2 separate regions of the Homo sapiens genome follow, and region 1 is linked to region 2. Evidence: chromatin contacts called from ENCODE Hi-C or POLR2A ChIA-PET data. All regions are on one chromosome and are shown on one strand. Each heading gives the region's core, a stretch centred on a gene start or an enhancer-like site at or near the end of the contact. The rest is flanking DNA. Distances are from core to core; before and after follow the strand shown.

What was found. A loop is a pair of places that touch in the nucleus more often than their neighbours do. ChIA-PET counts read pairs that join two places held with the same protein, here RNA polymerase II (POLR2A). Pooled maps may share reads with other maps.
Region 1: a pooled map shows a loop between it and region 2 (9-fold over the local background). The contact joins two enhancer-like sites. A Hi-C loop is called at or near these places in 8 of 50 pooled maps. POLR2A ChIA-PET finds 5 or more read pairs at or near these places in 4 of 52 experiments (AG04450, B cell, IMR-90 and 1 more).

What each region holds. Positions count from the first base shown.
Region 1 is chr7:2,606,345-2,611,936 of GRCh38, reverse strand. It overlaps IQCE (IQ motif containing E), which reads right to left. Exons shown (of 22, transcript NM_152558.5): 21 at 4,710-4,813; 22 at 1-1,893. The coding sequence ends at 1,775. Among named protein-coding and RNA genes, the nearest start is that of TTYH3, 23 kb to the left of the region's middle. RefSeq lists enhancers at 717-1,290, 1,291-1,864. Within about 2 kb of position 2,901, at least 5 of the 41 ENCODE cell types and tissues checked have a DNase peak (open chromatin) inside an H3K27ac peak, as active enhancers do.
Region 2 is chr7:2,447,131-2,452,994 of GRCh38, reverse strand. CHST12 (carbohydrate sulfotransferase 12) reads right to left here. Exons shown (of 2, transcript NM_018641.5): 2 at 4,511-5,864. Among named protein-coding and RNA genes, the nearest start is that of GRIFIN, 26 kb to the left of the region's middle. RefSeq lists silencers at 442-521, 4,349-4,532 and enhancers at 450-1,103, 1,104-1,759. Within about 2 kb of position 1,459, at least 7 of the 41 ENCODE cell types and tissues checked have a DNase peak (open chromatin) inside an H3K27ac peak, as active enhancers do.

The sequences.
Region 1 (5,592 bases), core at 1,652-4,151, 160 kb before region 2:
GTGGACCCGGGCGGGTGGGGTGAAGGCAGGGGTCTAAAGAGGGCCTGTGTCAGTTACACAGTCCATCAAGTTACCAGCCAGTTCAGTGGAAAAAAAAATGGACTTGGCAACCCACAGACCAAATAAGGAAAACACGTACACAAGCCAGGCCCCCCGCTGACTCGCTTCCACCCACTGCAGAAACAGAAGCTAAGTGGAGACAGGGGCCAGGCTTCGAACCGCAGGGTGGGGCGGGTCCTGCACTTTGGGTGGCCCCATCCCTGAGTGACTGGGAGAGAACAGGCTGGGCTGGGGACACCTGTGTCCTCCTCCCATAGAGCAGGTGGACATGCAGAGCCTCCTCTCTCCCTTTCACAAGCCACTGTGTTGGGGCCATCGGCCTTCTGACCGCCACAGAGAATGACCCAGGCTCAGCTTAGGTGACTCAGAAGGCCGCCATGCTGCAGAAAAGGCGCCCAGGGGTTAAGCCTGTCCCCGTGGACGGAAGCCTTGGGAGAAGCTGTCAGCTGTGTAAAAAGGGGCTTTCTAACCATTGGGTCTCTCCTGAGACAGCGGCCAGCCCCGGCAGGAGTCCCCACAGGGGTGCTGTGGAAATGCAGACACCAGGCCTGGGCTGTGCAGGGGTCTAGATGCCCCTGAAGGCCCGCCCAGGTCTAAGGCTCTTCCTCTTGACGCCCCAGCAAGGGCTAATCTCACACACAAGCAAGAGATGGGCACTGGACACTGTGCGCTTCCCCCAGGAACTCCCTCCTAGGCCTCTGCAGCTGCTGGCTCCACAGGCTCCGCACGCCCGGCCCAGCCCAGCCCAGCCCAGCCCAGCCCAGCCATGGAGCTTGGGAGTGCAGAGGCCGCACACATGGGGTGACGGGGACTGTCCCAGACACCAGATGCAACACGCCCCACCACGAGCCTATGCTGTCCCTTGGAACGGCGAGCCTGCCTCCTCACCCTCCTCTCCTCCTCTTCCCCGGGTGGCCCCACACAGGCTAAGGCTCCCGCCACCAGCTTGGGAACAGACATCACCCTGCTGTTCTCAGAAGCAAGTGTGATGCTGCTTTTGTAATTGGGAATTTTAAAAAATCTTGGTCTCCACAGTGACAGAATCCAACCAAATTCCTTCCTGGGAAGGGCAGCTCTGGAGGGCAGTGCTCCAGGGGATAGCAAGGGTGACGGGAAAGGACGGTGTGAGCGGGTGGGGCATGGAGTAAGATCATTTGGGGACCTGGGTGTCTTTAGCTCCTCACTGGCTTGGGACAGGCCGTGTTTTGCTGTGGGGATGGGGGAAGCCGGTCTCACACCTTCCTAAGGCACAGCGGGGTGTGTCTGCCTGGCCTGCTGGGCTGAGATCGAGCAAATCCTGGTTGTTGAGGGTGTCACCAGGAAGAGGGGGCATGGTGTCGGCGCTGGTTGCGGATAGCAGCTCCTCACGGTCAAGGTCGTGGGCAGGCGGCAAGGTGCTGTCAGAGAACGTGTCACTACAGGGCTCCCTGGCATCTGCGAGTTCACGGCAGATGTGTCTGTTGGCACTGAAAATCCACCATCCGAGCTGCAGCTGGAGATGAGGGGGATGCGAGCCGCTGGCCCTCCCCAGAGAATAAAGTAAAGGCATTTGGGTCTCCTTCCACAAACAAAAGCACAAAGAGACACGACGCAGATGCTGAGGTGTTAAGTAGGTATCATCGTTCTTCTCCTAACACGATAAATTATCTTTCCAGTCGTGGTTCCTATGTCCTCGGCAGCGCTGCCATCACGGCGTGGAGACAGTGACGGGGACCTAAACTGGAAAGTTCTTCGTGGGCAGAGACGGTGCAATGACAATATCGTCGGAATCATCGGAGTTGACGTCATCCCCAGGTAGAGGTGCCAAGGCCTGTGGCCCTGAGGGAGAGGGGTCTGCAGAAATGAACCACAGGGAGAGGGGTCAGCCACGCTGACCTCAGGGGCTGCCACCACGGACACCCTTACACTGTCTGCTCTTCCCCGGCAGGCAAGACGGCAGCCACCCCGAGAAGCAGTAAGCCATGGGGCACACAGGCCCTCAGGAGCAACTCACACACCTGCCAGAAAGCCTCACTCTCCGCCCTCAGGACCAACTCACACACCTGCCAGAAAGCCTCACTCTCCAGCCTCAGGACCAACTTACACACCTGCCAGAAAGCCTCACTCTCCAGCCTCAGGACCAACTTACACACCTGCCAGAAAGCCTCACTCTCCAGCCTCAGGACCAACTTACACACCTGCTAGAAAGCCTCACTCTCCAGCCTCAGGACCAACTTACACACCTGCCAGAAAGCCTCACTCTCCTCACCTTCAAACTCAGCTCTGAGTATTCTCACCATTTCCCCCAGTCAAAACACCTGCAAAAGCAGACATTTGCCAGCATGGAGGAACCTCGAGTCCACACTGGAGTCATTCCCTGAAAGCCATTCCCACAGCAGCAGTCCAGGAGTCTGGGGCCTGGGTGGGTGGCTACCCGTGTGTAGGAGCGTTTCTGCTGGGTGCAGTGGCTCATGCCTGTAACCCCAGGACTCTGGAGGCCGAGGTGGGAGGGTGGCTTGAACCCAGGAGTTCCAGACCAGCCTGGGCAACACAGCTAGACTGCACTTCAAAAAAAAAAAAAAAAAAGCCAACTTCCCTGTTAACTCGCTGGCCACTGGTATAGAGGGCAGGAGGGGGCAAGGCACGGATCGCTGTGAGCTTGCAAGCTGCTCGGCCATTCCCCCTTGGATGCTCCTTCCTAAGCATCTAGAGCGTTCCAAACTTTTAATCCATTCTAGAATGGGACGCCACCTACAGACGGGATGGAGGTGGGTACCAGAGCTGAAGAAGGGACGGGTCCTACCACAGCAGCAGCCCCAGAGCTCCTTGCCGGGGAGCCTGAGTGTCGCTGCCTTGAAAGACGAAAGTAAAAAAGTAATGAACTGCTCATGTGAGATTTTAAAAAGGGAAGGAAATGGCAATTCGGCCATGCCGCAGATACTGTAACTGTGTCAGCTTTTTTTTCCTGCAACTTTCAAGAAAATTCATATTAAAGGGGAACCTTATGAAATTAAAAACAGCTTTCATGGTTATCTTCAAAAACAACCAATCAGCTCAAACAAAAGCTTGATTTATACTTTTCACAGAGACATTTCCTTAGGTCAATAAAGCTGAATCCCTGGGTCACGGGGATGAACTTGCGTCTTTAAAATCACTTGCGTTGAGCAAGAGAAAAGGGCAGCATCAACGCACGCTTTAGCCCTGATCAAAGCCTCTAAAGGTCACCAAAGGCAGGGTCTGGCGAAGCCGGTAGAATCGGCTCCCGGAGAACAACTGAAAGCCTTTTGCAGAGCCCACGAGTCACAGGCCGGCCCGACCGCTTTGCGTGTCTGTACATTCTCCCCGAAACCCCAGGCTGCTCATCTTTGTGTTGAGCTTTACAAATGGAAGTTTTGGAGAGAATATCAAAGTTCAAAGTTTTCTAGCTCTGACGAAACTAGGTTAAAAAATGAAAATAAAATGTGATTTCATACGTGGTATTTCCAGGTCAAACGTGGTATACGGTTCTTAGCTCGTGCAGGAGACTCTCTAAAACACAGCCCCTAGCGGGACCCCCTGGGGAGGGAAGGCTCTCGGGCTCCAGGTCTGATGCGGGCCTCAAAACGGCCTCTTCCCAACTCCGTGACTCCGCGTCAGCACAGGAGGGATCTCCCAGGAAAGCGAGGCCTCCGCCCGCCACGGGCCCCCACACTTACTGGAGTGGTACTGGGGGGCTGCCGGCTCCCTGGGCCCGTCCTGAAGGGACATTCAAATTAAGGCATGTGGGTCCTGGGCAGGCCTCACCCTTCCTTCACCCCCTGGCCTTCCTCACCCTCACCCTTTGGGCTCAGAAGAGCCTCTTCCTTTGTGGTTTTCCTTGCTGTTCTCTCTCCTCCTTCCCTGACTCCACCCTGGAGACCTAAGGACTCAGCACAGCAAAGCCCTTCGCCTGACACTTCCCACGTGAAACAGCCCCGCACGCCACACTCCCCTCCTCAACAGGGTCTTAAGGCTGCCCTTCTCCATCTCCCGACAGTCCCGAGTCTCAACAGCGTGCCTCCGCACTCATCTTCCCTTTACAGGAGGTGTCAATGGGGGGTTTCTAATTGCAGGATAAGACACGGGATCTCAAGTCCACGCAGAGCAGCATAGATTTGGGGTGGAGAGTGGCTTTCCAGCTGTCTAGCCCGTTCTCTACTTTAAACATGAAGGGACTGACGGCCAGAGAAAGGCAGGGCCTGCTGGGGCATCCCCGTCAGCTCCGGGCAGAGCAGGGATGAGGCCTCACACCAGGGTGTGGCATCCTGCAGTGCCAGCGGCTTCTTCACTGACTGTTTTTGGACTTTAACAAAGTAGAAAAGGAAACAATAACACGGTTTTACTCAACAAACAAACAGGAGAAATGCTGGCCTGAAGGAGGAAGCCACCTCGGTCCTGTTGGAGCTGAGAGCAAAAAATAAAGACAGCAAGGACCTCGGCAATTCCAGGCACAAAGGACAAGCTGGGCCAAGGCGGGGCCCTGTTGTGGGCCTTCCTGGCATAAGGCGACGCTTAGTTCAGAGGCAGCTCCAGATGGGACACTCCTCCCTTCCGTCCCGACACAGCCCGGGCTTCCTGGAGGTGGCCACTCTTTGGCTGAGACCTCAGCAGACCAGCTGCCCTGGTGCCAGAATCCAAATGAATGAAATTACCAGGAAGAGCTGCGAGGAAGGGTGGGGAGGAGGCGTCCCCGTGTGTGGCTGAAGCCGATCTCCTCCTGGTAGAAGCTGCGGTGGTGGTTCTTTTACCGGTAGCACTGGAAAAAAACAGAAAACGCCAGCTGATTCTGCTTTTAGAGAGTACAAACCTCTCTGAGGTTTACAGCAGCCTCAGTAATTTGCTTGGAGGCAAGTATTCCAATGAAAGCAAACACAGAGCCAGTCCCGAGCCCCACGACCAGCGCTGTACCCAATATGCACCCAGGGTCCAGAAACGTCCGGCGGTGAAGAGCCTCAGACACGTCCCCGTCCATCTCCTCGGGGACCATGCTGAGGTCAGGCCGGCATGGTTTTATAAGCTGGCCTCAGACGGCTCCGTTCCCTGTCTCCTGTCTGGGTCAGCCCAGCTGCCATTCCCCGGGGACATGCTTGCAGGCTGCATGGCCCTCCACCTCCTGGCTGGGGCTCGCCGCCCAGGGATGGGTCCCTGACTCCTGAGCCCACAGTGTGTCCCAGGTCACATGGGGTCAGGACCATGAGATGCAGATGCGGCCTTGGAGGGAGAAACTGCCCACTCGGAAGTGCTGGGTGGCCGCGCGGCTCCACCACAGAGGCTGAGAACCAGAGCAGTCTGTGATAAGAGGGGAACAAACCCCATGCGGGGTGAAGCAGACGGGGGTGACGGAGCGGGGCCGTCTCTTCCCCTTACTGTAAACTCCCCCCGGCCAGGCTCACTTCAAGGGGTTTTGATTTCTGCAACCGAGAGTCCTAGCAAACCCACCAAGAGGCCTGTGGGAACGCTGCCATCTAGACCCTGCACGCGTCGCCTGTCATATGCCGTGTCCAACACGGAGGTCACAACACAGTTTTCTTTCAC
Region 2 (5,864 bases), core at 210-2,709:
ACCAGCCTGGACAACACAGTAAAACCCCATTTCTACAAAAAAAAAAAAAAAAAAAAAGTCAGGCCTGGTAGCGCATGCCTATAGTCCTAGCTACTCAGGAGGCTGCAGCAGGAGGATCCCTTGAGCCCGGGAGGTTCTAGGCTGCAGTGGTGCGATCACAGCTCACTGCATCACTACACTCCAGCCTGGGCAACAGAGCAAGACCCTGACAAAGGGACGAGGAGGGGAGGGGAGAGGGAGGGGATGGGGGAGGGGAGGGAGGGAGTGGGGAGGGGGAGAGAAAGGAAGGAAGGAAGAAGGGGGGAAGGGAGGGAGGGAAGGGAGGGAGGAAGGAAGGAAAGAAGAAGGAAAAGAAAGAAGGAAAGAAAAAGGAAGGAAAGGGGAGGGGAGGAGAGGGGAGGGGAGGGGAGGGGAGGGGAGGGGAGGGGAGGGGAGGGGAGGGCAGGGCAGGGCAGGGCAGGGCAGGGCAGGGCAGGGCAGGGCAGGGCCGGGCAGGGGAAACTGGGGAGCCCCCGTGAGGCCGGCCCAGGGCCGGGCAGGGGAAACTGGGGAGCCCCCGTGAGGCCGGCCCCAGCTCTTCACAGCCCTGGGACTGGGTTTTCCGGCTCAGCTGTGTCATTTGCTGAGTGGCCGCTGCTTCCAGCTTCTGACCTGCGGTTGCTGCCTCCTTCCCCCGACAAGTCCTTGTGCCCCCAGAGCCACTGACTGGTGGGAAGAGATGCCACGTTCCTGCCCTTGGGGCCACCTCAGCCCACTGGACTGTGTGTGCTCGGCCACCTGTGGGGGAGGGGCTCAAAGAGTGGCCTCAGCCAGCGTGGTCCTGGCAGCGCGTCTTGGGGCTTCAGGCCTGGGGAGTCGGAGCCACTCAGCTCCTTGAGTCCCCCAGAGGGGCCCAGAGCAGTGACCCAACAGCAAGTGAGTGGTGGAGTCAGTGTGAACTTGGTTCAAACTGGAAACAGGTCGCCCTCACGGACAGTGTTTGGTGGGAGGAAGACAGCTCTGGCCAGCATGGCCAGCATGGTGCTGAGGGCGCTGTGGGGCCCAGCAGACAGGAATCACGAGGGCGTCAGAGCCTGGGTGACCAGGCCCAGCCCTGCCACGGTGCCCCCAGATCACCCAGTGCCCTCCTGGTCCAGCCGCCCAGGGGGCTGAGCAGCCACTTCCTGTGCCCCCCACGGCCTGTCCAGAACCGGGACTGTACAGCCACCCACACAGGGACCGTGTCTCAGAGGCCCGGGAGGGTGGCCTCAGGGCTGGAGGGATGCTCACTCGGGTGGCCTCAGGGCTTTCGGACCCACGGGGGACATTGCATTACCAGGTTCACATGCGCTTTGGCCGGCCACCCCATGCCCTGCGTGCAGCCGCGTTTAGCCAAGGGTGCGCCGCAGGTCGCGTTCCTGAGCCGTGGCTGCCCCCTGGTGGAAGATGCCCAGGGCCCGGCCTGCCCAGCTCCATGCAGCCCCTCCAGGAGCCCTGTGCCAGGCTGCAGGCCCAGGACTCAGAGGTGGATCCACCCGAGGGAGCTCCTCTAAATGGCCCGGCTCACACCTTCCTCGGGCAGGCACAGGTCTCACTGGTTGGGGGGAATAGTTGCGTCAGCCATTCCTGGGGCAGTGGAAGGTCTGGGGGCCACTCCCAGGGCTGCGGGACAGGCTCAGCATTGTGGCCAGAATCAAAGAGGCCCGGAAGCACCCTGCCCGGGACAGAGAGCCAAGATCCTGGAACAGGGCCAGGCGCAGTGGCTCACACCTGCAATCCTACCACTTTGGGAGGCTGAGGCAGGCAGATCACCTGAGATCAGGAGTTCGATACCAGCCTGGCCAACATGGCGAAACCCCATCTCTACTAAAAATACAAAACAGCTGGGCATGGTGGCAGGCGCCTGTAATCCCAGCTACTCAAGAGACTGAGGCAGGAGAATCGCTTGAACCCGGGAGGTGGATGTTGCAGTGAGCCGAGATCGTGCCACTGCACCTCAGCCTGGGTGACAGGGCGAGAGTCTGTCCCCCCAAAGAAAAAACCCACAAGGGGCTGAGCTGCCACCCCTGCGGGGGTCCAGGAGATGCCAGGCCAGGCTGGGGGAAGCTGAGAGCAGCCCACCTCCCCCAAGCCCTGCAGGCTTGGGCTCAGCACCGTGTGGACCTGACGGGAGTTTCCCATGATTCTGGGCTCAAAATGCTGGGTGCCTGGGAGAGGGTGGGGGGCGGTGGGACATACCAGCTTGGATGAGAGCCCTGGGCCCCAGGCGTGCACCTGTGTCCTGCTACAAAGACGGGCAGTGGGGCGGAAGCAGCCACGGGCTGAGACACTGGATGTGTGCAAGTGTGTACGTAGGTGCCTGTGTGCTGTGTATATCAGTGAGGGTGAAATGGGTATTTTCTTCCTGTTCCCCAGGGAGTGGGGGGCCCCGAGGAAATTCGGGTCATGCCGGAGATGAAGAAGCTACACTGTCACGGACGTCCGGGTGGGTCGCGTGTCTGAGACCCCACACAGGAAGGAGCTGGAAGCCTTGGGTGAGGAGGCTACAGCTCCAGGAGCTCCTGCCTGTGCCTGCCTGCCTGGAACGCTCAGAGGCATCCCCCAGCCCTGCAGGGGCCCCTTCCACTGTCCCTCCTCAGCTGGCACCCTTGTGGGAAGGTGTGGAGAGCTGCCACCTCGGCCCCAGGGAGGGAATTCTTTACGCTTTTTTTTTTTTTTCCAGATGGCGTCTCACTCTGTCGCCCAGGCTGGAGTGCAATGGCGCAATCTCGGCTCACGGCAACCTCCAACTCTCGGGTTCAAGCGATTTTCCTGCCTCAGCCTCTTGAGTAGCTGGGATTACGGGCATGTGCCACCACACCCAGCTTATTTTTGTATTTTTAGTAGAGACGGGGTTTCACCTTGTTGGCCAGGCTGGTCTCGAACTCCTGACCGCAGGTGATCCACCCGCCTCAGCCTCCCAAAGTGCTGGGATGACAGGTGTGAGCCACCGCACCCAGCCTGGTTTCTGTAGGGCAATGACCTTGAGACCTCCCCTACACACTGATACAAGGGGGTCAGGGTCTTCCGAGTCCACACTCATCTCTGCATGTGGACTGTGCTCAAGCCCCACTCCACCCACCTGAGGAAAGGACCTCTTTGCTCTCTCTGCTACCCTGGTCACAGCCAGAAGCCAGCGTGAGGCACCAGCCACTGTCTGAGGACACATGAACCTGCACTTCCAGCTGGTCATTGGCCCACGCCTTCCTGTAAGAAAACGACACACAGATGCCCTTGCACCCGTGCACACACAGGTGCACACACAGGTGCACACACGCACACCCCTGAGTCTTGCAGCCAGACTGCACACACAGGGACCCTGTTGCTGTCTCCACACTCCCACCAGACCCAAGCTCAGGGAAGGGCTGGGAAGTGTGACTGCTGCCGGCCCCAGTTCTTTTTTAATATGGGAGGTATCTGGACAATACGGAGCCCGATTCCATTCAAGATGTGACCAGGCCAGGCACGGCAGCTCAGGCCTGTAATCCCAGCACTTTGGGAGGTCAAGGCAGGGGGATTGCTTGAGCCCAGGAGTTTGAGACAAGCCTGGGCAACACAGCAAGACCCTGTCTCCACAAAATATAAATTTAGCCAGGCATAGTGGCAGGCACCTGTGGTCTCAGCTACTCAGGAGGTTGAGGTAGGAGGATGGCTTGAGCCTGGGAGGTGGAGACTACAGTGAGCCATGATCATGCCACTGCACCCCAGCCCTGGGCCACAGAGCAAGGCCCTGTCTCAAAAAATGTATATTTAAAAAGAAGGCTGGGTGCAGTGGCTCATGCCTGTAGTTCCAGCACTTTGGGAGGCCAAGAAGGGTGGATCACCTGAGGTCAGGAGTTCGAGACCAGCCTGGCCAACATGGTGAAACCCTGACTCTACTAAAAATACAAAAATTTAGCCCGGCGTGGTGGCAGACGCCTGTAATCCCAGCTACTCGGGAGGCTGAGACAGGAGAATCACTTGAATCGGGAGGCAGAGGCTGCAATGAGCAGAGATCGTGCCACTGCACTCCAGCCTGGGCGACAGAGCGAGACTCCATCTCTAAATAAATAAATAAATAGAAATGAGCCTAGGAGTTCAAGGCTGCAGTGAGCTATGATCACACCACTGCACTCCAGCATGGGCAACAAGAGCGAAACTCTGAAAGAAAAAGAAAGGAAAGGAAAAGGGAAGGAAAAAGGAAGGACAAGGAAAGGGAAGGGAAGGGAAAGGGAAGGGAAGGGAAAGGGAGACATGACCAGTCTGCTAGGCAGAGCAGGTTTTGGCCTCCTCACCAGCTGAGATTCAGAATTGCTCGAAACCCCTGCAGAAGGTTACACCAGCTTTTCTCTGCCAGTCTTCACCCACATCGCAGACATTCTCCAAGAAGTGGGGGAAGAAGCTGAGGGTGGGTGGCCGGTGTCCCCTAAAGCCGCGGGGACAGAAGGCGGGCTGCTCTGCCCCCAGGTCTTATCGGCTTTCATAGGAGGAATGGGTTTTGTTCAGTCCCGGGTAGAGAAGACATTGCCATTTACTGAGATCCAGCTGCATATGACACAGAAGAGGACGTGGTGCTCTGTGAGGTCCTGAGCTTCGAGGTTTGGACAAGGACTGGTGGGTGCCATTAACAGGGGGCAGATTCGGACGGGTATAAGAATGAAGTTGGTTATCCAGCCTGGCAGGGGCTATGGGAGAGGGAGCCCGCCATTCAAGGGGTGCAAGGGGAGGCAGAGACAACCTGCCGGGAAGGCACCTGGCGAGAGCAGGGTCTCCCCAACTCCACACTTCCTGGTCCAGTTCCTTTATTGTTCAAATTTAAAATATGTTTGTGGCCAGGCACGGCGGCTCATGCCTGTAATCCTAGCATTTTGGAAGGCCGAGGAGGGCGGATCACTTGAGACCAGGAGTTCGAGACCAGCCCGACCCACATGGCGAAATCCTGTCTCTACTAAAAAGAGAAAAATTAGCCGGGCATGGTGGTGTGTGCCTATAGTCCCAGCTACTTGGGGAAGAAGCGCTTGAACCCAGGAGGTGGACGGTGCAGGGAGCTGAGAGCTGAGGTCGCACCACTGCACTCCTGCCTGGGCGACAGAGTGAGGCTCTGCCTCAACAACAACAAAAAAAGTGTTTATTCAGGCTGCTCTCCCTATGGAATAGCCATTCTTTATTTCTTAACTTTGTTAATAAACTTGTTTTCACTTGTTTAAAAAAAAAAAAGTGTTTGTGGCCGGGCGCAGTGGCTCATGCTTGTAATCCCAGCACTTTGGGAGGCCGAGGCGGGCGAATCACTTGAGGTCAGAAGTTCGAGACCAGCCTGGCCAACATGGTGAAACCTCATCTCTACTAAAAATACAAAAATTAGCTGGGCTTGGTGGCACATGCCTGTAATCCCAGCTACTCGGGAAGCTGAGGCATGAAAATCGCTTGAACCTGGGAGGTGGAGGTTGCAGTGAGCTAAGATTGTGCCACTGCACTCCAGCCTGGGCGACAGAGCAAGACTCTGTCTCAACAACAACAACAAAAAAGTGTTCATTTCAGAAGAGGGTGTCAGAGTGTGGGGACCACAGCAAGAAGTACCTTTGAGGGGGTATGGGAAATGACCTCTGACCCCCACGCTGACCCGAAATCCTCCATGAGGAAGACCACGAAGGCAAGCACAGAGGGTCACTGAGGGGGTCACCGAACAGAAGGTTTGCTGATGTAAGAGGAGGAGGCTTTGGAGGAAGCCAGTGGCCGGGATGGTGGGAGCCCACACTCAATTCCCTGAGAAAGTGCAGCACCAGCCTCAGTGGTCGCTGCTGTATGGGGTCTTCCTGCTTCCACCAGCTACCCCATGACCTTCAGGCTCTCTGCAGCCCAGGCCTGCC